Linked DNA regions of Homo sapiens: region 2 is linked to region 1. Evidence: chromatin loops called from intact Hi-C (ENCODE). Cell type or tissue: PC-3. All regions are shown on one strand. Each heading gives the region's core, and the rest is flanking DNA. Links, peaks and the distances in the headings are about the cores only.

The links. Peaks named below come from ENCODE experiments on the same cell type or tissue, not always from the same donor. Only the 100,000 strongest peaks of a DNase experiment are listed, where the experiment ranks them.
Region 2: it touches region 1 in a loop (17-fold over the local background); 4 of 110 quality-filtered maps call a loop at or near these places.

Annotation. Positions count from the first base shown.
Region 1 is chr1:147,071,115-147,083,104 of GRCh38, forward strand. It overlaps TRH-GTG1-2 (tRNA-His (anticodon GTG) 1-2), which reads left to right and starts at 2,111; the gene lies at 2,111-2,182. It also overlaps the pseudogene TRE-TTC14-1, the pseudogene RNU1-151P and the pseudogene SSBL4P. RefSeq lists a silencer at 5,718-5,918 and enhancers at 7,409-8,115, 9,530-10,235. In PC-3, for the core only: no CTCF peak of the experiment used is centred there; a DNase peak (open chromatin) is centred at 5,517.
Region 2 is chr1:147,148,645-147,161,046 of GRCh38, forward strand. PRKAB2 (protein kinase AMP-activated non-catalytic subunit beta 2) reads right to left here. Exons shown (of 8, transcript NM_005399.5): 8 at 6,462-10,998. The coding sequence ends at 10,921. Among named protein-coding and RNA genes, the nearest start is that of PRKAB2, 18 kb to the right of the region's middle. In PC-3, for the core only: no CTCF peak of the experiment used is centred there; no DNase peak of the experiment used is centred there.

The DNA of each region.
Region 1 (11,990 bases), core at 2,413-10,412:
GGCTGCTATTATTGCTAATTCTATGATTAGGAAAGCACACCTGAACTGGTTTGCCTGCCATATAGGAAAGAGTGCAGATCAAACAGGTATGAAATAAAAATAGGGGAAAATGGTAGCAAACAAAACAGTGCTCTTAAGTGAGTCATGAATCTAGGAAGGACTGAAATCATGCAATTTCAAGGAAATCCTATTGTCTTTATTGGGAGAAATGACTTGCCAAATTTCCTAAACTAGGGAGAAAAGGGTGGTGTGGATTAAGGTCCACACCTGACAGTTCAAGATAACTTGAGTTCTTGGCTAATCAGCTATATGGGGTGAGAGACAGATCAGCAGTCAAAGAAAACTCTAAGATTTCTGGATTGAGTGTACGTAAGGATGGAGTTTCCATCAACTGAGGTGAGAAAACTGCAGGTGCTGTAGGTTGCAGGAGGAAGAAGAGAGATCAGTACCAGGCCTCAAAGCCTAGCTTGAAAGAGGTTTCCATTCCCCCATCTCCGTTTCTGCATCTCTTTGAGTCTTTTGTGAGGTTGGATGCAGAGGTGTTGGTGTTTGGCCACTTCTCCCCCTGGACATCTCTCTTCTCACCTCCTTTGACAGCCACATCTATGGTCTTGTCCTGATGACATCTCCCAGCACGATGTCGTTTTGCAAAGGTGATCTCAAAATCAGCTCTGAGCTGAAGCCAGGGTGAGGTCACCCACTCCTTGATTTGTGTGGCCTTGGTGGGCCCCAGGAGCACTTCACTACTTCTCAGGGGAGTAGGTCTTTTGTATGGAACTCTTCATCTGAGGGAAGCAGGGAGAAAATGTCCTGTGGGGAGGGAAGGGAGGGCTGTACCAGAGAGCCTAGGTGGGCAGATCTAGGCTCTCAATGCAAAGAACATTTACAACCTGAGAGGTTCTACTCAGTTACTATTGTTAATTTAGGATCTCATCAACGAAAATGGTATAGAAATTTGTTTTCTCATTGGTTACATGTGCACCTACATAATACCCTCGGTTTTGCCTCTTGGCTTAAAAGCCTACAATATTTAATAGATCTCTCTAGCCCTTTACAGAAAAATGTTTACTGAACTCTGCAGAGAACAATCCCGCATGCTTTACAGAAAGGGACACTCAGGAATCTCCTTTGCTAATTTTTTTGTGTTAGATGATTTTCCTGGCAAACAATAAATTCCCTTTCTTGGCTTGTAATGATTAATCTCTGGTTGGTTGTCACCTGCAATGAAACAATACATATGGGAACCTCAAAGTAGAAAAATCCTAGAAGAAAACCTAAGAAATACCATTCTTACTTTTTTTTTTTTTTTTGAGAGAGAGAGAGAGCGAACGGGTTCGAACCACTGACCTCCAAACTTGGAAGCAAGCACACCACCCGACTGCGACACACGAATGGACAGTCAACTGTCGCTCCCGCCTCACCATGCAGAGCACGCGCCCATCCAACACTAGGCAGAGCCACCGCCTTTTGTAGAACAATTGTGCAGGCTCCAAAGCCTCAGAAAACCGGAGAGGCGCATCTTGCTGGCTACGGTTGAAACCCGTGCATTGGGTGATTCCAAAGCTGGAAGGGCAGCGGAATGGCCTTAGCCCCGTCCTGCCCTTCGCAGGCGTCAGAGCCAGCGTCCCGGGAAACGCCCGGGTCCGCGACTTCCCAAAGGAAGCAGAACGCCCCGTGGACTCTAGTGATGGCTCTTTCCGTTCTTGGCTCCGCCTTCACCCGACTTTCTACGCCGCTTGGGCTCCCCTAGCTCAACTCGGCTTCGGTCGGTGCGGCGGGAGAGAGAAAGGGTGAAAAGCAGAAATACAGAGAGGCGGGAGAGAAGCAGAGGAGGTGCGGACCAGGACAGAGAGACCTCCTGAGAAAGGCTGGTGCAGGGAGACCGAGGCTGGTGCAGGGAGGCCCAGGCTGCAGTGGAGGAGATGAGAATTATTCTCAACCTGTATTAGGATTGGGAGGGAGGGAGGGAGGCGAAAGCAAAGCGGGCATGAAAGGGAGAAAAACGTGAACCCCCTGTGGCTGTCTGGGAACAAAGCCGCCTAATAATGGAAACCTATTGACGTCAAAACTGCTAGAGCAAGGTCAAGCATCACCGCTTGCCTTGTGGCCCGCCGTGATCGTATAGTGGTTAGTACTCTGCGTTGTGGCCGCAGCAACCTCGGTTCGAATCCGAGTCACGGCAAAGTTGCTCGTCTGGGTAGTCAGCTGATCCGTTTTGCTCCCCGCAACCAGGCGCGTCAGGGTAAGGCAGAAATGTATTCAGCTACAGTCTCTTCCAATAACTTTAGGGTTCCGTTTCAATTTCTAAATCTATGGCATATCAAATTCATCTCCTGACCAGAGCAAGCTTAGCATCTGCTAATGTCTTGATCCCCAGAAAACTTCTCTATAGTGTAAACACACTGGCAAGAGTTACTTCTCTGCTCTTCGACAGCTAGGGGCCCTGCGCCTCCCTCCATTTCTTCCCTACTCCTCTCTCCCTTGGTCTCTTTCTCTGTCCTTCTCTCTCTCCTCTGGTGCAGCTGAGAGTCCCAGAGACACCTGAAACAGAGAAGTGGGCAGGTCCAGTCTAATCTATGTCCAAGAACCCAGGTTCTGTTTTGGAAATCTACGTCGGCCCTTGCCTGACCTTGGTTAACTATCTTAAATTTTATGTGCCTCAACAATTTTCTATGGAAGGTTGGGCCACTTTGAGAACTCTGCCTTACACTGCTGTTGTCAGACATGCCTGGATTTAGTGACTATTCAATCAATAACATAATCACTAGAATTATAAAAATCATTGTCATTGTCTTCTGCCTTATTTGTGAACAATCACTCTCCTGATTGTTTTCACTTTACCTTTGCTTCTAGAACTTCATGCAGATGGAATCATGGTGCATCTACTCTGTTCTACATGCTTCTTTCTCTCTGCATAATGTCTCTGGCTCTATCCATTGCTTAGTGGAAGCAGAAGTTCATTCCTCTTTCATTGCTGAGTAGTATTCCATTACAGGGAAATAGCACAGGTTGTTTGCCATTCCCACCCCATCCCTACCCTGATAATGAGTGTTTGGGTATTGGCTATTCTGAATAAACCGGTATTGGCTATTCTGAATAAGCCTGCTTTGAACATTCTTCCCACAACAGATTTTGAGGGCATCTGTTTTCGTGTCCCTTGGGGAAAACCTAGGTGCCGAATTGCGGGTACCAAAGAGTGGGATATGTTCAAGTTCATAAAAACTGCAAAAACTTGTCCCAAAGTAGTTGTGCCATTTTACATTTCCACCAATGACGTGTGAGAGTTGTGGTTGTTCTTCATCTTCTCCAAGATTGGGTGTTTCCTCTCCTTATAAATTTAGCCATGCTACTGGGAGTTATAGTGGTGTCTCGATGTGGTTTTAATTTCAATTTTCCTGATAGCTAATCATATTGAGCGCTCTTTTATGTGCTTTGTTGACCATGTGTGTACCTTTTATTTTAAAGTATCTGTTCAAGTCTTTTACCCATCTAGCACATTTGGGTTTTTTTTTTTTTTTTTTTAATTACCAGTTAGGAAGATCTCACCACAGAGTTTGGAGGTCAGATAGGTTTTGTGACTATTTTCTCCTCATCTGAGGCTGGCTTGTTTCTTCATTTTCTTTATGGCGTCTTTTGATGAGAAGATATGGCTAATGTTCATGAAATCGAATTTATCAAGTCTTTCCCTTTTACATGTGTTCTTCGGTGCCCTGTTTAATAAATCTCATCTACCAACAAGTCACAAGTATCCTCGAAATGCTTTATACCTTTAACTTTTAAGTTTTGGTCTATAATGTTCCTTAAGTTACTTTCGAGTGTAGTGTGAGGAAGAAATAACCTTGTTGGTCTCCCTCTTCCCCCATATGAAAGTCCATTAGTTGAAACTATTTCCTTTGCCCCATTGAACTGCTTTTATTGAAAACCTATGGTCGGGCATGGTGCTTACACCTATAATCCCAGCACAGTGAGAGGCTGAGGCTGGTGAGTCACTTGAGCCCAGGAGTTGGAGATCAGTCGGGACAACATGGCGAAACCTCATGTCTACTAAAACGCGCCTGTAGTATGAGCTACCTAGGAGGCTGAGGCAGGAGGATCACTTCAGCCTGGGAAGCACAGTGAGACCCTTTCTCAGAAAACAAAACAAAATTAACAAACAAACAAAAAACCTATGGACCATATAGCTGTGGGTGAGTTTTGGGTCTCCCAAGGCAGTCTGTTGATGTATTTGTGTCTCCCAATGCCGCATGCACACGGCCTTGTCTGTAACAGCTTAGAGTGAGTCTGAAATTCAGGTTGTGCAAGTCCTCTGGTTTTGTTCTTTTTCACACAGCATAATAACCTTTGAAATAGGTCATAACTCATGTAACCATCACATAGATCAAGGTATGCTGTCACTTCATCTCTCTCATTTCAGTATGGGACACATGTCCTCGCTCACCTATGCTGATTGCCCTCCTGGGGCCAAGGATCCTCTCCTCTACCCTCTGAAGAGAATAAATCTCCAGTTGTCTGCAGGGAGGATGAACATGCAAAAAGTCCACAACACTCAGCACAGAGTCCAGATTTTGGTGGTGGGGTTGATGGGGAGGAAGCTCACATTTCAGGCCTTTCAAAATTGTAGGAAAAGTTTTCTTTATTTCTAACTGTGAAATGTACAAAGCTTTGGGTCATTCATAATTTCTTCTTCTTCTAGAAAGATCACAGGACACCTAATGTTTGTGTCCCCCCAAAATGCCTTGGTTGAAACTCTAACCTTCCTCCACCCACACCTGGAAAGTGTTAAAATTAGGAGGAGGGGCCTTTGGGAGGTAATTAGATCCAGAGAGTGGAGTCCTCCTGAGTGGGATTAGTGCCCCTATAAAAGGGACACTAGAGAGCTCTCTCCCCCTCTTTCAGCCACCCGCAGATACAATGGGAAGATGGCAGTCTATGACCAGGAAGAGGTTCCTCACCATAACCCTACCATGCTGGCACCTTGATCTTAGACTTCCAAACTCCAGAACTGTGAGAAATGTCTGCTGTGGATGAGCCACCCAGTTTATGGTACATTGTTATAGAAGCTCCAACTAAAACATAGATGGAGTCCCATGGAGGGTGTCTAATTTTTGATGCTGGTTGTTGAGTTCTTCGAGTGGGGTGTTGCAAATTAGAAACTGAGGGAGAGCTGACCTTTCCTGCATATGAAAGAAGAGAGTGGAAAGGAAGGGATACAGAATGGGGAAGAATAAGCTGGTACCAAAAAACTGATTTCAGGGTCTGGCACTTGAATGTCTGATTTTGGAGAAAGAGAAGACACTGGTAGGTGTAGCCAGAGAAGAAGACTTTCAGTAGAAACAGCAGATATTTAAAAGCCATTCGATTACGTCTTTCGCTTGTTTGTGTGTAGACCCTCTTTTCATATCTTTGTAAGTGTGGCACAGGTGAACTGGATGCATTTGTCCAATGTGTTTTTGGAATGCATGTGTAAATAAAAATGACTGTGTCATACTTCAAATATTTATCCTGGAACCTCCTAGACTCCCCTTAGGTTCTGCCAACAGGACATTGAAATAACAGGCCCGTCGTGGGGATTAATTTTCATTGTACATTATAGGAAGAGGGAGGAGGAGGAAGAATGGGACAGTCTCAACAACAGTTGCTATAGTCTTACCGAATATATGCTTCTCAACAGATCAGCCCTTAATTCAAATAAGAGCAGTTGGAACGACAAAAGGTGTTCAGTTGTACCCTTGGAATCCACAGAAATCCTGGGTAGGGAAGCTCGAGTACCACCAACTGGAAAGACAGGGATGCCTAGTAGCTGATTCGGGGCCCATTGTCGTAGGCTTTGTCCACTTTGCAAACTGGAGACAGGGACTCGACTCACCTTCTCCAGCCACTGGAGGACCGGGAGGACCTTCAGAGGAGGTGAGGTCGACTTCATGGTAACTTTAGATCCTGAAACCTCACAGGATTTTTCTTCTCTTCCCTTTGATCTCTCTTCCGCTAACCCAACGGGACAGGACTCGCCGCCTTTCTTTCCGGTCAGAAAGGAGTCCCTTCCGGACAGGACCGAAATGAGCAGCTTGTTTTCCCTACCTGTCCTTTTGGGCCTGGGCTTCTTGGGAGCTTAGGCTGACCGGAGACCTACCTCGGGGCGAGTGGGACCAGCAGGAGCCGGGAAGGGCGCGCGCACCGGGGTGGAGGTTGGGCGCCGGGGGTCGGGAACCACAGTCACACCCTCCTCTTCCCCGCGCGCCTCCCACCTGCCCCCTACGATGCCGAACGAAGTGGCCCCTAAGGCTTCTCTACAGGCCAAACCGAAAGAGGCCTGATGCTCCAGGAGGGGCGAGAGGATCCTCGGTGAGCGAACCCAGCCTTCTACCTGGCTGGCCCTGGTCAACAGGCTCAGAAGAGGCCGATTTGGAGGACAGAACAGAAGGAAAGACCTAAAGGTAGAAACTCATGATGTCGAGATGTTAAAAGCCTCAAATCCTAAGGTCCGACTGTGCCGGGGAGGGAGGGGGTCTTGAGCTGGATCGACCCCTGAGTCTTCATCTGGAGAGTCCTCTGCACAAGCTCAGAGAGCAGGACTAGGCGCACGAATTCTAGACAAGGGGCAACTTCGTCCTCACACGCCTCCCCCATCCCCGCTGGGACATTAGGCCACGACTGGGGGAAGCGGGGAGGGAGAATGTTAACCCCCTGTCATCTATCTAGTCAGCGGAGGCGAGGGATGCGGCTAAACACCTTACAATCCACCGAAGGGCCCCTCCCCCACCCCGTAATACCCATTCCGCGGAGGTGGAGAAACTCGCGTGTAGATCAATGCCCACGCACTTGGCCGATGGGAAATCACGAATTGGTGACCAGTTCGATCTTGGCCCTGAGGAAAAAACTCAAACGTCAGCGGGAACCCTTGGAGCTTTGCCCAGAGCATACGGAAGGGTGGCGTTGCAGTATAGCCTAAGATGGGAAAATGGCAGGTATTGCAGGTTGCAGGGAGACCAGCAGGGAGATCGGAGACCAGTTCAGGGCCCCGGAGCCTTCGTGGAAAGAGTTTCCCATCCAGCCCGTCTTGGTTTCCGCATATGTCTGAGTCCTTTATGATGTCGGGGATGCCAAGGTCTGAGTCTTTTATGATATTCGGGGTGCCCCGATCTCACCCTGGGAGCCTCCTCGCTCCTGCCTGCTCCTGGTTACCCAGTGCGCGGCTCTGGCCCGGTGACCCGCTACTGTCTCTCCATGCGCTGCCGCTTCACAAAGGCGCATCTCTAGGTCGGTGGTCAGGTTCTGCCCGGACGCTGCAACTGGCTCCGGGACTTGTGTCCTTGGTGAGCCTAGCGGAGTGCTGGGTGCGTCGCCTGCGTGCTCCTCTTTTGGAGAAAGGAGGGAGGGAACGGCCTTGTGAGACGACTCCAGGAGCGACCAGCGACCTCCACAAGTCCCAAGTCTTCCCAGCGCACAGGGAAACTGTCACTTACAGGGAAACTGTCGCTTCAGTGGCAAGAAGGTTGAAAAAGCCCCTCCTGTGCCTCCCTGGTGGTCTGGTGGCTAGAATTTAGCGCTTTCACCGCCGCAGCTCGGGTTGGATTACCAGTCAGGGAATTGTTTTGCACTGACTGCCTTCCCGCAGGAATCTTCCTTTACGCCGCTGTAAGCGGGCCTTCTCCAAGGGCCAGACGCAGAACAGTCTCCGCAGCGAGGTGCAAACCCTGGCGAAGGAGGGCAACTCCTGGTGGGCCACCTCTCATGACACAGCGCTCTTATTTATCTCCGTGTCTGTCATTCGCACAAGCGGCTTTAGAGAGCGACTGAGCGTCTCGCTCAGGTGTACACCGCTGTGCAGAGATGCCAGCCCTCCTGGAACTGCACCCAAGAAGCCCACCGTCTTTGCCGCCTCTGCCGTCCCGGAGGCGCCGATCGGGCTGAGCTGCGAATAACTAAGAGAGAGGCCAAGGCAAGTCGTGGCGTTTGTGCGTGCCACAAATTATCAGCTGACAGGGGACGGTCAGTGGAGCCTCCTCACCTCCGTTCGCGGGTAACGTGCTTCTTAGGCCTTCAGAAGAAGCGACTGGAGGCGATGCCCGCGAGGTTGGAAGTGGGGTGAGCGGCGGGTGAGGCCCTCCAGGACCGCTCGTTTGTAGACTGAGCGGTAAAGGGAGGCGATGTTTGCTGACCCAACAAAGACAGCACGTGGAGCAGGCACAAATGGAAAACTGTGGCCGGTGAACAGAAGGCAGGTGTGAAAATCACTAGGTCGTCAAAGCGATGGTACCGCAGTCAAATCCCGCAATGTCTGTCTACACTCTACCAAGCAATTGCGCACGTTTCCCCTTTTCCATTCAGTATTCCCAAGAGGGGTTCGGAGGAACCCCGCGTCCACTGTAAGCTCAGGGGGGAGCCGGAGCCAGGGAGGTGAAGTGCACAGACTGGACAGAGGCGGCGGGCAGAACCGCGGGGGTGAGAGGGCGCGGTGGCTGCGGAGCGGGAGCCGCTGTTGAAAGGAGGCCTGGGTTGTCCTGTGGGTGACTGTTGGTGGAATCTTTCGCGGAAAGCGTTTTGGAAGAATGGCGCGACGAGCGAGCAGAGGGGAAGGTGGTGACCCTGAGCGCTCGGCTAGGGGAGAGGAGGCTGTGCTGTTTCTCCTCTTCCCTTACCTGGCGGGGGACAGACCGTGGTCAGGAAGGGGGTTCTCCCTGGTTGAGGCTAGTCCACCGCACTCTGGCTGCGCTCACCCCTGCGATTTCCCCACACGCGGGGCCCTAGTCTGCGGTGGTGTTCGTGCTACCCCGGGGCTGGGTTCGCGCACGCTCCTGACCTGCCTTGGCTCACGGCCAACGCGGATATCGCCGCCAGAGACCCTTCGCCGCCCTCCCAGGGCTCCTGAGGGCGCTTCCTTGGTGTTCTCACTGAAGCTCTCGAACAGACAGATGTGAGCTCTCTGTCTTTTACACGCTGAATTTGGCTATTGGCAAAAAAGCCCTGACCCAGAGCTTGGGTCTCCTTCCGACCTGCACACGACTCCCCGACTCCCGCCTCCAAGCGCGGCTCTTGGCTCGCTGGCGGGCAGCGTCCACAGAGTGTGGAACCGCCGCAGCCGCAGCTCCCGCCCGCTGGCGGGCAGACACTAGCAGGAGAAAGGACACAAGGCCTGCGTGGTGGGAAAGCATGGGAGACCTCGCTTTCCCACCGGACGAGAAGGTCTCCCTGCAGTCTTTGGACACCAGATGGATGGAGGCACCCCTTCTAGGAACAAGGCGGCTGCTCCTGAGGCCTGGCTTCGCACAGTGGCTCCTGGGTCCCGCGCGCCCTCTCCCTTCCCGCGGTAGCAAGAGCTGCTTTACACATCTCAGCCGGCTTCCTCTTTCTCCCCAGCTGTCCTTGGGACAGCAAGGCCCCCAGCCCGTAGGAAAGACCTAGCCTCCTCTCCAGCACTTGTAGAGGGAGTCGGATGCACGTCTCTTAACCACAGGAAGACAGAGACCCTGAGGCGGGAGCTTCCCTTGCTGCTTCTCTTGGCACAGCGGGTCCAGGGGGCTGGTTCAGGGCCCAGGACTCCTCGCTCCTCCTGGAGGGCCTGGGTCGCGTGGCCTAGGAGCTGGCCACATGGGCATCTCCAGCACTGCTCCTCAGGGAACGGGAGGCATTATCCTGCAGGACCCACTCTTACCCATGAGAGACACCGGGAAATGCTCCTGCGGAAGCTGGAGCTCTGCGCGCTTGACCACTTCGGGGTGAAGCTTCCGTCCGCCCATCCTTCCTTCGAGGGGCCTTGGGGAGAGGAGAAATGCTCCAGGACGATGCCCTTTGCAGTGTCTCAACCGAGACCAGAGGAAAGGAGGGTGCGTCTTCCTGGAAGAAGGTGGCCGAAGGCCTGCGGTCGCCGGGAGGCTTGCGGAGCAGGAGCGCCCTCTCTCCGCCCGAGCTATCCGGTGGCTTCCTGCATCCCACCTGGCGGACTCCTCTTCCTCTCTCTCCTTCTACTCCGGCTCTTCTATCCTGGTGTTCCCTGAATGCCTATCTTCCGTCTGTGCCACGGAACTTCTCACACCCGCTACAAGTTACTCATTTCCTTGGTTGTTCTGAACTTTAAATAAGGTAATGTATGTTACCTTATGCATTTTTCACTGTTAAAAATAGACAATACTGATGATTCAGATGATGCTACTGATGAAACTAATAACAGAAGACAATTATTGAGCATTTATGGCACTCTTACATACATGGGATATTGAATATTTTATGCTAAAGAATTTGAGGAAATATTTATGCTAAAGGAATTTGAGAAAACAACAGAAGCAGGAAGGTCACTGTCACCCTCCCCCTGCGCTTCTTCCCTGAAGCCTATCATAAGACTCTCATGTGAGAGGTGCCCTCTCTGTACCCAGAGGAAAGGTGCATCCTTGAGTCTGAAGACACAGGGACACAGAGAAGAGCCTGAACACAGAGACCTGGCTACGTTATCTCCAGTTTGTTACTGTTAGATCATACATTTTTTTGTCTTATCATACTTCTCCATGAGTATGCACTCTTCATAAAACATACTGTTTAAAAAAAAACCAACAACAACTGAGATTTAGCTCTTTCCACAGGTCTTCGTTTCCTTTGAAGGCACTCCTGTCATGTAAAACTTACATTAAATAAATACATATGCTCTTCTCTTGTTAGTCTGTCATATATATTATACACTTATAAAAGTATATATATACTTATATGTAGTTTATATATATTATATATAAGTATATATATACTTTTATAAAATTGAGCTTAGACTCTATTTTACAAATATTCCATTTAATAGTGCATGAATTTAACTGAAGACAAAGAGACAGAAACAGAAATCAAGGAATTCCTGAACTCTCAATCACAGAGAGACACCTTTCTAAGGCTAAACATACACTAAATTAAGAAGACATTAAGATTTGGAGGGTTTTTTTCTCTTTTCATGTAGTATATATTTTATTAGTTTGTACTAATATATTATCATATTACAAAGGCAATTTAGTGGAAGAATCTTCCTTCTGATATTTGAATCATCTGAAAGAACACAAAAAGAACTATGCATTCAAAAAAATTCTCATTTGGATAACAAAAAAAAGACAAGTTAAACAACAAAAAAATTTTTCCTTTCTCACAGGTGGACATTGAAGTGAACCTAATTCGGTTTTCCTTTTAAAAGCCCCCCATAAACAAAAGTAGTTTAAAACCTATTTAAAATGAATAAAAGATTGGTTTACTAAACTACTCGTCTCCAGCACCATTTTCTCTTTTCTGTTGTTTGGACACAGGTTCTTCTTTGTCTGTTTCTTCTCCTGATCTTTTCATAGGTCCAGTTGCACCATTTTCATCATGTTCATCATCATTAGCAAATTTCATTTTCTTGCCCTGAAACTGTACTTTTTCTTTACCAGACCTAGGATGGGCAGCTTTATTACCCTTTCCTTTTCCTTTAAATCTGTGTCCTTTTGACTTCCATATGTTTAGGGATTCTTGTTGGTCTTCTGTTATTTTTTTCAGTGCTTCTCTTTCCACCTCTCCTTCTAGTACTTCCCAAGTCACTTCTTTGCTCTGTAATTGTAGATTACCATTATTTACATCTTTGGCTTTACCCAACGCTTCCTTGTCTTTTTCTTTAAATAGAATTATCCCCTCTTTTGCTCCTCTGATGAAGTCTATCCATTTTATTTCACCATGACTTGAGAAAAGGATGTGTAAATCTTCTCTACAGGTCTGATCATCTAAATCACCTGAAAACTTCAGCAAGCATCCAATCTTCTCTTCTAGAGATTTCATTTCAGCATCTTCTTCTAACTTTTGATTTGCTTCTTGCTCTTGTTTAGCTCTTAATTTAGCTTCCACTTTATTTTGTTTTCTTTCTTCTTCTTTCTTTTTTTTTATTAATATTATTTTTTTGGCAAAGTAATCATCTTTGAAAAGTATTAGCAGGCCTGTGTCTGTACTTCTGGCCAGGGGTCTCTACAAACTTCTTAGCAGATTCAATGCTATCA
Region 2 (12,402 bases), core at 2,022-10,021, 77 kb after region 1:
TGGAAAAGAATGGAACCCTGCAACTTGAAATGGGGACGCGTTACTCCTAGGGAGCACAATGCCAAGAGGAGAAAAATGTGGCCATAAGCCTCTGCCCCACACCCCAGAGCCCAAGAAACAACTGTTGGATTAGCAGGAATAAAAAGTGCTTGAAGAAGTGTTAGAGACTTACCTTTAACAGTTCTTTTTAGGACCAGGAGAGGTTAAGGAAAAAGGACCATTTCATCTACCGAAATAGTAATAATTATATTCTTCTGCACATTCAGTTTACAAAGGGTTTTACATATATTATCTCATGAATATTTATTGAGTAATTAATTTTTTGGACACCATGATAAGCACTGGAGGTACACAGGTCAGTGAATAAGATTTCCTTTAAGACCTCAAACTTGTAGAAAATAAGTGCTCAAAAATATACTTTTATCAGAATGTGGGAATTGTTCTAACCTCTGGATATTATAGCAAGGTAGGGACAGGGCACATAGGATGAGACATTTTTTCCTAATCAGAGGCTGGAACATTGAGAATTCTCAAAGGCAATCCCATTCTCATCACATTCTCATCCCATTCTCATCCACAGGAGGATGTCTCAGAGAAGAAAGGATGGCATAAGGCAGGGTCTTCTCTAAGGAAGAGTCTTTGCTACAACCTTAGAGAGTGTAGAGAATCTCCCAGAGGATTACTGGGATAATATAGGGAGCTAAAAGGAATTCAAATTGGAAAGAAAGAAGTAAAATTACTTCTGTTCATAGGTGACATAATCTGAAATGTAGAAAAACACTAAAGATTTCACAAAAAACTATTAGAACTAATAAATGACTTTAGCAAAGTAGCAGGACACAAAATAGCACACAAAAATAATTTATGTTTCTATACCCTAACAATTATCAAAGGAGAAAATTAAGAAAATAATTTTATTTACAACAGCATCAAAAAATATACATAGGAATTAGCCAAGAAAGTGAAAGACTTGTACAATGAAAACTATAAAATATTGCAGAAAAATATTAAAGAATGCATGAAAAAGTGGAAAGATGTCCCATATTCATGGATTGGAAGACTTAATATTGCTAAGATGTCAATACTACCCAAAGTGATATACAGATTCAGTGCAACCTCTAGTCCAAAATTCCAACAACTTTTTTTTTTGCAAAAATAGAAAAATCCACCTTACATTCATATGGAATCTTAAGGGGCCCTGAATAGACAAAACGATATTGAAAAAGAACAAGCTGGGTATGGTGGCTCATGTCTGTAATCCCAGCACTTTGGAAGGCTGAGGCAGGAGGACTGCTTGAGATCAAGAGTTCAAGACCAGTCTGAGCAACATAGCAAAAACTTGTCTCTACAAAAATTTTTTAAAAAGAACAAAGTTGGAAGACTCATATTTCCTGACTTCAAAATTTAATACAAAGCTCAAGTAATCAAAACAGTGTGGTACTAACACAAAGACATATAGATCAATGGAATAGAATAAAAAGCCCAGAAATAAATCCTGTATATATGATCAAATGATTTCTGACAAGGGTGCCAAGACCATTCAATGGGGAAAAGACAGTTTTTTCAACAAATGGTTCTGGGGAAGCTGGATATCTACATGCAAAAGAATGAAAGTGGACCCTTGTTAGGCTGCCCCTTTCCTGGTCCACATGGGCTAAAGAGAGCAGACAACTAACTCACTGTGTCATTTTTTGAAGCCTGAAGTTTCTGCCCTTTTCTCTTCATCTTTCAGAGTCTCCTTATGTTTATTGTATAGAAAATGTCCAGGGTTTTATTTCTACTTACTGGTAGGAATAGGGAAAAGCATGCCTATTCCATCTTCCCAGAAATGAAAGTCACTCTGCCAGCCTTTTCGTTTTTGTTAGAAAAAAGGGCTCACTCTGTCACCCAGGCTGCAGTGCACTGCATCATTGCTCACTGCAACCTCCAACTCCTGAGCTCAAGCAACAGCAATGCCCTTGCCCCAGCCTCCCGAGTAGGTAAGAATACAGGTGCGTACCACCACAGCTGGCTAATTTTTTTTTTGGAGATGGGGTCTTGCTATATTGCCCAGGCTGGTCTCAAAGTCCTGGCCTCAAGCAATCTCCCTCCCTCAACTTCCCAAAGTGCTGGGATTACAGGCATGAGCCATCATGCCTGGCCTCAGCTTTTTAATGTAAGTTCTTATTTCACCTTCACTTTTTGAAACGTATTTTCACTGGGTAAATAATTCCAGGTTGTAGGGGTTTTTTTTCTTTCAGTACTTAAAAGATGTTGCTCCACTGTGTTCTAGCTTATAATTGTTTTGATGATAAATCTGCTATCACCCTTATCTTTCTTCCTTTGTACATAACTAGTTGTTTCTCCTCTGGCTGCTTTTACAATTTTTCTAACGGGTTTTGAGAGATTTTATTATGATTTGCCTTCATTTAGTTGTTTTATTTTCTTATTTCTTGTGCTTGGGGTTAATTGAGCTACTTAGATCTGTGGCTTTATAGGTTCCATCAAATTTCGGGAAATTTGGGTCACTATTTCTACTAATATTTGTCCTATTCCTCTCGTACCTCTTTTGGGTATTCCAGTTGTCTTGGTCCATTTCTGCTTCTATAACAAAATATCACAGCCTATGCAATTTTGAAATAATAGAAATTTATTTTGTGCAGTTCTGGAGGCTGGGAAGCCCTAGATCAAGGCACCGGCACTGGTGTCTAGTGAGAGTGGCTCTTCACTTTCAAGATGGTTGCTTGTTGCTGTGTTCTTACATGGTAGAAGGCAGAGGGCAAAAAAGGCCAAAACTCTGTGTGAAGCCTCTTTTATAAATGCCTTAATCCCATTCACATGGGAGGACCCCTCAAGACCTAATCTCTTCCTAAAAGGCCCCAATTAATACCACCACAATGGAGATTAAGTTTCACCATGAATTTTGGAGGGGACACACATAGTACCAATTATTATGCCACTTGAAGTTTTTCCACAATTCACTGATGTGTTGTTCATTTTTAAGCCCTTTTTCAGTTTTATTTTGTGTAGTTTCTATTCTTACGTCTTTCAAGTATAATCTTTCTTTGCAATGTCTAATCTAATGTTCAGCCTATCCAGTTTACTTTTCTTCTCATGATTTGTAGTTTTAATCTATAAAGTTCAATTTGGGTCTTTCAGACGTGATAAAACACACTTACATATTTATATATATATATAAACATGTTTGCTTTTTTCTCCAGCTTTTGAACTTATAAACTTATTATTGTTTCAACTGTCTGCTATTTCTACCCTCATGTAACAGTTCTGAGTCAATTTCAATTGATGGATTTTTTTTTTTCTCATAATGGTTTGATTTTTCTATTTTTTTGAGTGCCTCAGTTTTTTTCCGATGTCGGATATGATAAACTTTTTCTTGTTTGGTGCTGAACATTTTTGTTTTCCTATAAATATTCTTGAGCTTTGTTCTAGGATGCAGGTAAGTTACTTGGAAACAACTTGATCCTATGGCTCTTGATTTAAGATATTAGATCAGACCATAGACATGTTGTATTCATTTCCTATCACTGCTGTTGACAAATTTCAACAAACTTAGTGACTTAAAACAACACAAATTTATTGTCTTACACTTCTGTATTTCCACATCCAAATGGGTCAGTAACGCAACAACAAAAAACCAAATACCACATGTTCTCACTCATAGGTGGGAATTGAACAATGAGAACACATGGACACAGGAAGGGGAACATCACACTCTGGGGACTGTTGTGGGGTGGGGGGAGGGGGGAGGGATAGCATTAGGAGATATACCTAATGCTAAATGACGAGTTAATGGGTGCAGCACACCAACATGGCACATGTATACATATGTAACAAACCTGCACGTTGTGCACATGTACCCTAAGACTTAAAGTATGATGATAATAAAATTAAAAAAAAAAGACTACTGAACTAAAATAAAGCCATTGTGTTTCTTCCTGGAGGCTCTGAGAGAGAATCCATTTCCTTGCTCCTAAGGCTACCACATTCCTGGGTTTATAGTTCTCTTTTCTCATCTTCAAAAGCCAGCAACAGCAAGTCAAGTTCTTTTCATGTCCTATCACTCTGACTTCCCTCTTGCACTTATTAGATTGGGCCTAACTAAATAATCCAGGGTAATATTTGCATCTCAAGGTCAGCTGATTAGCAAACTTGATTCCATCTGCAATCTTAGTTTCCCTTCAGCATGTAACCTGGGCAACTAAAGGGCTCACCTCATTTGTTTCCCATATTTTAGGGATCCAGTGCTTGGTATTTAATGTCATTTGACCCCATCAAACACCCTGTGTCTGGGCAAAGGTCAGTCCTAACTCCACGTGCAGAGTAAGCAAATGGGCCCAGGGGATAAAATGGCTAGTAATCTCAGTTCACCTTGGATAGTTCCGCTTTTCCTCCTGAACTTTAGTTCATCTAGTGCTGGTTACTATCACAATGTTCAGCTCCATCTAAAAATAAAATGCCATGCCTTGGCTCAAAATCCCCTCTGAGCTCAGACTGGCTCTTCATCTGGTAGATTTCCGGACTGTCATATTCCTTTATGTCATCCCTAGGTATTCTAACTCTAGATTGATCACTCTACCAGATGACCAACAGAACACAGCTGTGCTAATTGGGAGAGACAAAGAAACACCATCTTCAGGTTGGCACAAATGTTTCCAAACATCTATAATATTCTCAGCCTATCCTCTAACCCCCAGAAATATTTTCCAAGATCCTGTTGCATCCAACACCCATTCCACTACCCAATCGCTATATCTAACTTGTAAGTGATCCACAACTATTGTAATCAATAACAGAGATTTCCCCCCCACCCCTCAAAAAAAATAAGTTAGAGTTGTAGGTTATAGTTTAGAGTATCAGCTGGTCTGAAGTCAGAGTCCACCCCTCAACACCATCCAGGTATACAGGTCTGTAGTAATCTCCATAACTCTTTCAGGTGTTCGATATCCTTACCTGATATTCTCATCATAAGCTGTCACTAGCAAGAGGGCTTTGGAAGATGTAGTAAGTGGAAATTAGCTCAGGAGTCGTTGAGAAGTCTGTGAAACCCTACTTTGTGTTTAAAATATCGCCCGGCATACAGACCTTAAACCTTCTAACTTCTGACACAGAACTCTGCCTTTCTACTTAGGAAGTTCTTGAGAGACAGGAGCCTCCTTCAGAACACAGCTAAGTGCTGAGAGAATGCTAACTGCCAGGAGAGAACAGAGTGGTTCATCTTCAGTCAATGTACGTGCCCTGGAGCCAAGAAATGGGTTACAGAAAGGGACGTGGTACTCCAGACCTGCATATGTGATTCTGGATGAACAGTGACCACAGAGGACAGAGGAGTAGGGAGAGGAAGAGACTCATGATGTACCCAAATCACCTGTGTCATGGTTAATTGTCAAGGCAGGGGAGAAGGGGGTCTTTGGAAGAGATACTACAAAAGACTCCAAGCCAAACGAGCCAGAAATAAATGCTTTAGAAAGCACATCAGTGCAAGTTTGGGCCCCGATGAAATTCTGGTGCCATTTTGTTTTCAGTGACTGGGGTACATGATGTTTAGAAGACCATTCTTCCAGAGGCTGAGTTCATACCATATCCCACTTTTTACCTCTAGCCTGGAGGCAATCTCTGGACTTGCTATTGAGGTTTGAGGTGAACTGTTCTAGTTGATTTCTGTCACAGGTCTTCCTTTCATGTCCTGCTGTCTTGCATTTCCACTCCCTCAGTAACTCCCCTATTCTTCTCACACTCCACATTGTCAGTCCCTTTTCTTCCTTAGTTCAACTCAGTTGACTCTTTAGAGCAGCAAAAATACAACAGCTTGGTTGTTTTAGGAAAAAAAGTCCAGAGGCCAGCTATGTAGAAACCTTGTGAAATGACGGAATGGAAAACAGAAATTATATTTTAATCATGTCCCTGAACAAGGCCATCTCAGGTGAATGATCTGCTGTCAGAATAAAGTATATAATGTTTTCATATATACTGAAGCATATAATCTGACAGAGAAAGAGAAGTAGGAAGGGTCCAGGATAGCAGTCCTCAATCCTAGATGTCTATTAGCATTATCTGGGGGAACTTAAAAAATACAGATGCCTGGACCCCATACCAGAGATTTCCATTTAACTAGGGTGGAAATGGATTGACCACCAATGTTTATAGAGTCTCCATAGGTGTTATGAATGTGCAGCCAGGGATGAGAATCATTGGTCTAAGAGCTCAGCTAATCCAGTACAGGATGATAGCTAAATGTGCAGCCAGCAGAGAAAATGCTGAAAATCAAATCATGAAGTCTGCATTCCTATAATGTTGGCATAGCCTGAAACAAAAAGAAGAGAAAAAGTAGGACATCATTTGTGTCCCCTACCCCATGACTTCTTTCAAATGTGTTTTCTTGCAGTTTACATTCTTTAGGCCCTGAGACACCAAGGCAAACAGACCTTGATAATATAATCAGTCATCAATCAATAACTCAGATATTATTGCTGTATAATACTTTTATTAAAGTTTTATGGAAAAAACCCACAACATTTCTGTATGTATCATATCATATAATTTCCAGGTGTGTCAGAGTCCAGTGACAAATTACGTTTGAAGAACAGCTTTAAAATCCACTCTTGTCTGCCACTCCTTTATGAAATATTGAAAAGCAGCTCTGTACCTCAGCATTAAAGGTTACAAAAAGCACCATTAAAAAGAGGACTCACATATTTAATTCCCTTCAAAGTAGTCTTATCTCTCCTTTCTGACAGACACAGAGCTGCACTCATTCGAAATGCTGCCGTGTAATACCAACCAACATGCTCCAATGTACCAAAATTCAAACAAGTCTCATTTATGAGACCCGTGTAGTGATTAGGACTAACCAACAACAGTGAGCTTTGGCTGTCCTAAAACCACAAGCTGGGTTAGGTAAGTGTTTTGTACAGGGGAACAGAAAAGAAGTAAGATCATCAATACCTAATATATGACTTAATGTAGGTATCCCTTGACCATTTAACCTGACACCTACAAAATCCATAGTGTTTAGTATTTCACACCAATCTTACTGCAAAAGTGCTGTGCTACATACAATCAATTCAAGTTAACTCCAACTAATATTGGAACTAATAAAAAATTAATTTGTAACAAAGCTTATTCACTTCAAAGCACAACTGAGAAAAGCAAATCCAGACAAAGCCCAAACTAGAATCCTAGAGCGATTCCATTGCTAAGAATTGGACTCTACAAGTAATAGACTTGAGTTTTTCTCTTTTTTCCCTTCTTTCTTATAATTTAAATTTGGCTTTTTACTCTAAAAGTTTGGGTTCATTGCAGAAATCACAGTCCTTCCATATCCAATTGTGATTGGCACTTAAGGAGAGACAAATGCTTAGATCCAAAGAGTTTTGAAAGACCCTAATGGCTACCCCTCCCAGGTCCTGCATTCCATGGGTAACTGGAGTCAGCAGCCCCTGGTAGAAGACAGCAAGAACTGGGCTTTAAGGGGAATCACAATAATGCAGGAATACACTGTACATCTGCTATTAAGCCCATGCCCCAAATCACTAGAACGTGAGAATGTAGAAATCTCTGAGAACACAATGTATTTCAAACACACACAGAGACTATTGCATATCATTTTTAGTTGAGGTCAAAATTATTAAAGCCCTATTTCCCCAATTAAAAGCAAGGAGTTCTATTAGTATGTCTTCTTCATTTATATCCCAGATTAATATAAACCCAGTCTAGAGGTATCACTTCTTTCCAAACTTAACTTCATTTCAGCAGCATACATGGAATATTGACACTTTTCAAAGTTTTTATCCCAGACCCATTAGATCTACAAGATACTAGAAAGAATTAGAGCAAAGTGAGTGGGCCTGGGTTTGTAGGATCCTCACAAACTTCTCTTGGATTCTTCTTTTACAAAGTTTCTCTACCATACAAACATACGTTTTAAAAGCCAACACTATTGAGGTTAGGTATGCCCTTCAGGGGTGTTGCCTAGAATGGTTAAATCCCATTCAGCTTAAAGGAGGCTAATAATCATGGTGTGGAATTTCTCCATACCAGCAGCATGGCTAACGTATGTGTTTTAGGTAATGTCTGACACTCTGGTAAAGTCTGCCTGACACATGAGCTTAAAGCAGAATGGAAAGGAAAGAGGAGAGAATTGGAACAAGATGAAAAGAGAAGATGGTTATACACTGCTAATTCTGTACAGTGAGATCCAAGGACACCACCATGTGGTGTCTGATTTAATTTCTTTTTAAAAGAGATCATTTTCAGTTGTAAGTTACTCAACCCTTTATTCTATTATTACTTCTCAGCTCAGTCACTCTTCTCTTCCCCACAATTCCGAAACTATGTTGAAGTTCTTTAAAGGTCGGCCCTCCTGAAGAACTATTTTCTTATTCTGCCTACTTTGACTCTGTAAAATTCCCAAAAGCAAAATAAAGGCTAAAAAAATTTTTTTTGCCTTTACTCATTTTCAAAATCTGTCAAACTCTCCTCAGCATTAAATTAATTATCCCTTTAACTAATCAATATACAATGATAAATGAGTAGTACTTTGGGTTACTTCCTTCTCTTCCTCCCTCTCTTCCAAATAGACTGAGATAAGGCTTCTCAGAACCATGGGATGTATCAGCAGTATAGAAAAGGGACAGTGCTGAATGAGTCAGCACCCAGTGCCTCCTACCCATTCCCTTCTATACCAGCTGGTAGGCTCCCATTTCACATCTGGGCTGAGAGTTACCTCAGAACTTGGGAAACTGACACTCTCTGCACATTTCCAGAGAGAAAGATCTGAAGATCACTAGCATCAAAACCTACTGTCACAGGGGGCTGACGCATTTCACAAAAGCCTCAGGCCTGAAAGAAATCGAAGAGATCTCTTTTCCTGCCCCACTCTACTGAAACACCTGTGTGGAGTAAAAATTTTCATACATGAACACATACATATTACATTTCAATACTGTTGACAAGAAATATAACAAACTTCATGTAATAACCAAGATTTTGAATCTTCCTAAGTGGCCCACTTATTTAATGAGTATTGGATAAAAACAAAATTCTAGTACAACTGAAGGCTGTAAATCCTGAGAGTTGGTTATAATAGGATCTGGCCTGGATTTTTAAATGGCACACCATTCAAAAAGTGGTTGGGAACATAAAAGGTTCTCCACAAAAGCCTTTTGCTGCAGAAGGTGGCCTTGGATGGCTAAAGTAGTATTTACTCTTAGCAATTAACCACCAAAGCATTTAGTTATTTGCATCCCAGCAAAACAACAATCCCACACTTTACTCCATCACACCTGGAATCCAAGAGGTCTACAAGTCCAAAGACAACTGTGTTATCAGCTTTGCATGGGAAAGACAGGAGGTAGCTAAACTGACCTGTAGGTGCCCTTTCAGTGTGGCTAGGGTCATCTGAGCAGTCAGGGAGTCTCTCATTCATCAACAGTTTAGCCTCCTTTAGTGTTGATTATTTGACTTATCTGCAAAATGGAAGAGCCCCAGCTACTTGGGAAAAAATGTTTTATCTCTGAACCCCAAAAGTGGATTGAATACTTTTCAGTCCACAAATGGAATTCAGTGACCCCACTTAATCATCAAACACCTTTAAAAAGAAGAGGCAGGAGAACAAAATGATTTTGTTAACATTTGGTGCAAAGAATGATACTTTTCATGGTTGGGAATACTAGGAATACTCTCTTGCTTCTTGGCCTAACAAATCTTTAAAATGAGGAACCCCTTTAGGTGCATCAAATGAGTTAAATGAACTTGAGCAGTTTATCTAGAGCAGTGTTTAGTGTAGTGATGTGTACAGGGTTGGCCATATTAATCTAAGAATGTGGAAGGCTAGACTAGAGAAGAAAATCTCTTTGAAGAAGCATTTATCAAAAGCCTGAAATTCTCCAATGCGGTCTCTTAAGACCAATGAAAAGGCATTTTTTAATTAAAAAAAAAATGCAGGCACATAAAAATCTTTCAAGGATGAAAGACATGAAAATACTCCCGGGTTCCACTCCTGCCTTCAGAACTGTTTACTGAGAAAGAAAAGACAGAAGCAGGGCCAGGCAAAGTGGGAAAACTTTCGGGAATTTGCCAATACAGCCTGAGCCTTGGCACCAAACTAAAACAAAAATGTAGGTGTTCTGCATTCTGCCTTTCTTATAATGCTGAAACATATTTTCTTTAGAAGTTAAAACAAACACGACAAAGTGGCCTGGGCCTGTGCTGGGCTAAAAAGGAGACCTTCTGATAGCCCTAGTGTCTGGGGTGGGTCAGGTGCCACAAAACTTTTCAAAGTCACTTACCCAATAAGTTTTGTGTTAGAGAGGGGTCAGGTATGGGATCTGAAGGAGGCTATTAAAGGAAGAATGTGAAATGAGAGGAATAAGGGTTCTTGTGGGGCATCTGGTATCATATAAACAACACAGATTGTGCCACATACTCTGGGAATATAGAGAACCCATGCAAGAAAAACTGCCCTTGCAATGAGGCAGCTGTTAAGTAGGGCAGCGGTCTAGCACAAGCCCATTCCTTGGAGAGCCAAGGTAGCAGTGATAGAATCTCCACCCAACAAGGATCCTAAGAGTTTGCTGTTCTTTCATTTTAGGAAAAATCTTCCTATATAGTTATTCCTGCAGCGCCCCCAAACAGGTCTTGGTGAAAACCCACAGGCAGAAACAATACTTCTAGCTGGGGCTAGGAGGCTTCCATTTACCTTCTTCTCATATGTATATTTTTTTTTCTTAAAATAAATTCCGTGAACTCATAAAGCTCTCATCTGCAATCAAATGCAAAAGCAGAGCATCCTACTCAGAGGCTCTGAAACACACATATCAGCCTCAAAGCAAATCAGCCTTCCAGTCTCAGGTAAGACTGGTTCAGTCCAGAAATGCAAGGGAGATGCTTCTCCTGAATCCTTAGAGGCAAGAAGGGATCCCTTCAAATGGGCTTGTATAGCAGAGTAGTAACATACTTCTTCTTGTAGCGATGGGTTGCGCTAAGGACCATCACACTGTCCTGCAAGGAAAAGAAACATACGCAGCTAATTCATTACTTCAGACAGTAGGTAGCTCTTCCCAGTCATCAGTCCTTCACAGTCACTCACTTTTAACAGAGATAGTTTGATATAAGAGCAGGAGGTCAAATAAGTTTTAGTTCCAATTCTGACTCCTATCATCATTCTACTTGTGGCCTTGGGTAATCTACTTAGTGTGTCCAAGTCTTTTTATCTCATCATTACAAAAGATAACACCTACCATTAAGGTTGCTCTGATGATTACATGAGAATATCTGACACAGTTTCTGACACATAAAAGGGCTGAAGAAATAATAGTCTCCTACCTTGCTCCCTTCCCTACTTTAAATTCTAATGTTGGGCCTAAAACTAGCAAGAAAAACAAAAAAGAACAAAATATTCTGGCATCCATTTCTAGAAGAAAGTCTTAAAGACAATGAGGAAAAAAAGAAACAATCCTTCTGAAAAACTATTTCCAAGTCCCAAAGCAGGTCTAATTTTCATTTAAAACCAGGGATGACTTCCAAAAGATCTCTCTGATTTAGAGGGAACCTAGGAATCCCTCTCTATCCTTGAACAAAGTAGATGTCAAAATCCTCTTCAGAAAGACACCCAATCCAATGGATCAATTCCAAACTGCCTAAACAATATGAGAGAATCAGGAATGGGTCAGAACCAAGCTAAGCCACAATAATCAAACACCTTCACCTGAGTCAGAACCAGTAAGAAGACAGCAAGAGGTACCATTTCCCAGGCTGTGTTGTAGACTACAGATGTACCACAGGAGGAGATGGCAAGCCTAGGCAAATTAAATGACATCCAAGGAGCAGTTACAGGAGGCAAAATCCATCAGATCCCAAAGAACCCAAGCAAATCCGATTAAGAACAAGTGTATCCTTCTACCTTCCCCCGTACTGTATTATCCACCATGAATGCTTCTCGGGTTAACACTCCAGAGTCATGCTGACACAAAGCCTAAATACGACAGAAGCAAGGCAGGTAAACAATTCACTTTTACACTTCCACAGGTTTTGTGGAAATGAGGAATACCTGAGAAAAACCTACTTGGAAAGACCTGGCATAATGATAATATAGGAAAGAATATGAAGTCAGCATAGGAGGACTGGACCTCAGCAGTCCTGTCTCTGGTACTTACTGGCAATTTGACCTTCTCTGAGCCTTAGTTTCTTTATCTATAAAACAGGAGTTAAAAATACTTACAACGTTATTATAAAAATTAAATTCAATAATATATTTTTAAGTGTTATATTGTACCACATAGTTTGTTAGCTATATCAGTGATTTCCCGAATCCAGCTATATATCCAAGTAAAAGCAGCTTAAAAAAATTATAGGGCCCATCCTAGATGCACTTATTCAGAATCTCTAGGAATGGAGCTGCTGAAT